Regions from separate parts of the Mus musculus genome. Here region 1 is linked to region 2. The links are chromatin loops, found by intact Hi-C in ENCODE. Cell type or tissue: left cerebral cortex. All regions are shown on one strand.

Region 1 (2,500 bases), 170 kb before region 2:
ATTACTTCAAAACCCACAAGAAAGTGATTTTGAAGTTAACTTGTGGCAACGCCACACAGAGACAAGAATAATCACCAGAGACTTTCACTGGAGATAAAGTTCTACTAACTCTATGTAGATTCAGATAGCACTTTCTAGAAGGAGTTTTGAAGTAACACACACACACACACACACACACACACACACACACACACAACTTCAGTAGCAGCACAAAACATCCTTTGTTGCCGGACGTGAGAAAAACACACTTGTTTCTAAAAAAAAAACTATAGGAAGGAAGTGGAAGGGCCTCGGGGGCGGGGAGAGCTAAGGAATGCATACGGGTTCCTTTAGACACACTAAGAGAGCCATGGCTCTTCGTAGAGGGGCACAAGGTCACTAAGTGCAGTCAAATCTGTAGGGCTAATTCCTTCCTAAACTATAGGTGCGTTCTCAGACAATTGTTGTTATGGCATTAAGTTGCCCCAAGTTTAAAAAAAAAAACCTTTAAAAAGTCAAAATCAAAGGAACTCAGACACCTGCAATTGATTCTAATTTTACACATCTCAAAACATTTGAGGTTGCCAAAGGAGAATTACAAAGAAGAGTAAGCCGAGAGCGAAGACAGCATTGTGCCGAAATCCTGCATAAATTGGGAAATGTGTGTTAAAGGATAAACTGAGGCCTCGGTCTAACACAGATGTGGTCATGCTGCCTCCCTGAAACTGCTCTGTTCTCCTCACTGTGTTAAGGATAGAATGGGATGGACTACCCAGCCCTCCTGACCAGACTGTAGTGCCCTGTGGGAAATCCTATTGACTGAAGGCTAAGTAATGCCTTAGCAACTCTGAGGTAGAGGCCCTTAGAACCACAGCGTCCCATTGCCCTTGTGGATGTAAAAGCTGAGTCCTTGCCTGGAGTGAGGGAACAGTAAAGTAGAATCAAATGTCATTTGTGTCCCTGAAGCCCTTCTCCGCTTGCTGCTACTTCTCTCCAGGCCTTTATTGTTTGGCCTGCATTCTGGCCAGTGAGGAACAGGAAGATAGTTACCAAGGATTCCTGGGACTCTGAGAGTTTCTGAAAATGGACCCAGCACAGTACATTTCCCTCTTCCTCCTATCTGAATGGTGTCTGTGCCTGAGGCCAGCCTTTTCTGGATGAGAAGAGGGAAAAACCACAGACGGGGAATGGGGGATGGGAAATGGGGAATGGGGGATAGGGAATGGGCAAAATATAGGCTGAAGCTGGACCTGGGTTGATCTGAGATGTGTTCTAACACTCTCAGTATTTAAGGCCTTTTGTTTTGTGTAGATACATTTCCCCTTATATACTAATCCACAGATTTTCTGCTATTTGGAGACCACGCAAACACAAACAAAACACATTTTAAAAATTGATAGAGCTGTGAAGCCAGGCCTGCAAGTCAGTAATGGGGTGCCTGAGCTCAGGCACAGATTCTACACTTTCCCTTCATCCTTCTCTGCTGCCTTTGCAGGGGCCCTGCTGGCCCAGAACTGCCCTACAACTTCCTGTTCCCTGCAGACCCAGGGGCTGTGTTCAGCCTTCCATCTGAAGACACATTCGGCTTACCCTTCTAAGCTCAGCTGAGACATGACTTCCAAGGAAGCCGTTCCCGACCGTGGCTTATCATGCAAAGTCGGTTCCTTGGACATGTGTTCACAGAAACCTGTATTTGTCCTCTGTAGTTTTATCCTGGTTACAAACAAGTATTTGATGCTTGTCTTTCCATGTCACCTGGCGTCACCACAGGCATGTGGACTGTGATTCTGATTATGCAGGGTGGGTGGCTAATAAATATTTATTAAATAGAAGACACGCAGACATTCCTTATTCTAAACTAACCAATGAACTGAGCTGATGCTGAGTATAACTCAATCCTCTTCAACACCTGAGACCACCCAAGCAGATCAGCTGAGAACACACACTGTTTGGCTGGGCTACCTGCTACAGTTCTCTTAACAGATATCCAGGAAGAGGAAGTAGAACCCAGAGCCACCTGAGAAGACAGGATATGCCACATAGAAAGAAAGGAATATTTCTGGTCCGAAGGTAGTGTCAAACTCAGATTCAGCAAATTATTGCAAGAATAAAACCATGAACAGCAAGAAGAAAACTGCAAAAAAAGAAGCAGTATTACCTTGGAAATGTAAACTCCAGTTGTCAAAACACAGACACGATACAGTTTTCTCATTCCAGGTCATACACTGAGCATTTTGAAAGGTTATTCTGTGGGAAAACATTTCCAATTGTGCAGTGCAGTTGTAGAAAAACCTTGGGATTTACACAAACTTTGTTTTCATGCCAAATTTCCAGGAGGCCTTCTATTCCCTTAAGGGAGAGACACTGGCTTGTATCACTGTTTAATATCACAGCTCTCTACAACTGGGAAACTTCCCCTAGCATCCCAAAGTTAATCTTTGTTTTGCTGAGACAGGGTCCCATTATGTAGCTTTTGCTGGCCTGGAACTTGCTATGTAGACCAGAACTAACAGGTCCACCT
Region 2 (2,500 bases):
GGTGACTGAGCCCCCTCCAAGGAGCCCCGCCCCAGAAGCCCCTCCCAACCCTCCTGCGGGGGCCTGCGGGGGCGCTGTGTCCCCCATCTTGTTGGACACAATGATTACTGCCTCTGGGATGGTGAGGTGCAAGAGGCTGGTGCTGGCTATTGCAGGCAAAGCTGGTTTCAGTGTTCAGGGCACATGAATAGAGGTCTCCAGAGGGTGGGGAGACAGTGAAGAGGGTGTGGGGGAGGGGAGCGAGTAACAAGAGGGAGGGGAGAAAGATTAGAAACCAATTGGAGAGAGGAAGTTGGAAACAAACCCTGATCAACTTACTCTAATTGCATTTGACAGCTCAGGAGAAGTTGGACGGAGTTGGTAGATTTTTTTTTCTCCCCCACCAGGCTGACAAGAGCCTCTAGGTACTTTGTAAACACAAAGTCTAGGGGACAGTTCAAGAATTCAGGGATTGTCAAGGAAGAGGCAGAAGCACGTAGCAAAAGGAATCAATAGAGTCATTACTAGAGATCCGGGCTCCCCCTCACCTAGCTGCTTCGGGAAATTATTTATAGGGGTATTTCTGCAGAGAAACACATTTCTCCTGGGGGCTGTGGAACCGGCAGCCTTCACTTTTCCTCAGGTTAAAAAACAAACAACAGGACTGTTTCCCAAGGCTCCCGAAGTCATGTTCAAACTGTGCGAAATCAGAGAAGACTATGTTGGTTTCTCCGTCCCTTCCTCTCCCTCCGGTGTTGGTGTTTTCTCCTCGGGGTGGGGGGACAGAAGGATGTAGTCCTCTCCCCAAAGAAGACAGCTTTTCAGTCTTAACAACGTCAGTAATTGGACTTCAGAACCATGCTCTTTTCTTCAAGCTAATCCAATCACCGGCAAAAGTCCCGATTCCCTCTTAGGTTTCTTAGTCTTAAATGAAAGCAGTCTGAAGTGGCTGGCTACTGAGCTCCTTCAACACATTTCCCCCTTTCCCACTTACGTTTTTATTCCTCTCCCCCTCCCCACTTCTATTCTAATACAGTATCAAGACAGACAAAGTCTTCTGAGAGTAATTTACAAACGATGGTCAAACTTACAAACTTCCAGCAAATTGCACCGAGTCATGTCCAGCCACTTTTCTGTCCAGTTTTGTATATTCCATGCCCGGCCAGTGGCTCAGAGGGTCTGGACTCCCAAAGGCAATGTGGCTCTATCTCTTGTAATGCTTCGCTTTATAGATGGGGCGGGTGGGGGGGGGGGAGAGAAGAAAAAAGTCGCTTGTATTTTCCTTTCTCTTTCAGGTCTGTTCCGAGCGCTTTCCTGACACCGACTCCCGCTCCTCGGACTCACGGCGAAACACAGGCTTTCATTGTGCTGCGATACGAGAGGGAGAGAAAGAGAGAGAGAGGGAGAGAGAGAGTGAGACAGAGAGAGAGAGGGAGCCAGCAGGCTGCAGATGGGGGAGGAGGGCGGGAGCTCGGGCTCCCTGGTGGAAGGCTGGTGCCGCTGCTCCAGTGAGTAATCGCAGCCAGGCGCCGGGGAACGGAGTGCAGAGGCCTCCCAGTGGCTGAAGAGGCATCTCTCTACCGCCAACTCTAGGCTCAGCCTCTGCCTGGGTGCTGCGATGGGGGGGAAGACTGGGGAAATTCCCCAGTCTCCTCCTAAGGGTTTGAGCATCTCTCAATGCTGAAGAAACTCCCAGACAGGCACTGTATTTTCCCCTTCCAGGCCCGCAGTCAGCCCTCCTGAGGACATGATTTTCGGTTTTCAATAAGCTGTAACGACACCACTGAGCACCCCCAACAAGAGCTGGGTGAGCACGGAGGAAAAGCTCATTAGCACAGTGAGGAAGTTGGTGAGTGAGTGCTGTGAGGTGCAGAGAGGGAAGCCCACCACTGTCTCCTACGGGGACCCATTGGTGGAAGTCAGTGAGTTTGGGCAACAGGCTTGAGCTGATGAGCAAATAAATCATCACGGATAAATAAACGTTTTATGAGGCTGATATTGTCCTTATCTTGAGAAAGGAAAAAAATCGTTTTCCTTTGAAAATTCACCAAATACAAGGTGTATTGTCAGTAGCTGTCTGCTTGGCAAATATAATATGCCACATGATTTCAAGAACATTCATAACAACAAAAAAAAAAAGGTTTTGATTTCTTATCTTCATATAGTGTGGCTTGTAAAATACTCAAGTAGATTGGACAAATCAGTGTGTACTTATCGATTACAGGGAATAAATTAAGATGGGCATAGTATTAGAAGCCAGAACCACCAAAAACTCAAGTGCTGTAGTTTATAAGTCATTTGGATCTGACGTTTCCAGACACAAAGCTTCATTTACTTAAGCGACTCTAGAATTTCAGCAGTATGATCCTGCTTCAAACGTGAACTATGGGTAGAAGCAAATAAAAATAATGTATCTCAAGCCTGGATTCATCCACAGTTCCATCTCCCGGGGGCTGGCCAACTTTAGCCCACTTTCACAAGCCCCAGGATGTTAAGTTGGAAATGGAGACAGGCACACTCA

What was found. Peaks named below come from ENCODE experiments on the same cell type or tissue, not always from the same donor. Only the 100,000 strongest peaks of a DNase experiment are listed, where the experiment ranks them.
Region 1: a loop joins it to region 2, with 3 times the contacts of the local background. A loop is called at or near these places in 4 of 42 quality-filtered maps.

The regions. Positions count from the first base shown.
Region 1 is chr9:13,467,978-13,470,477 of GRCm38, reverse strand. The region is part of intron 1 of Maml2 (mastermind like transcriptional coactivator 2); the gene reads right to left. Among named protein-coding and RNA genes, the nearest start is that of Phxr4, 38 kb to the right of the region's middle. In left cerebral cortex, a CTCF peak has its summit at 1,488; a DNase peak (open chromatin) is centred at 262; H3K27ac peaks cover 821 bases.
Region 2 is chr9:13,295,651-13,298,150 of GRCm38, reverse strand. It overlaps Maml2 (mastermind like transcriptional coactivator 2), which reads right to left and starts at 193. Exons shown (of 5, transcript NM_001013813.3): 1 at 1-193. The coding sequence starts at 87. In left cerebral cortex, CTCF peaks have their summits at 28 and 1,523; DNase peaks (open chromatin) are centred at 72, 881 and 1,495; H3K4me3 peaks cover 1,986 bases; H3K27ac peaks cover 1,868 bases.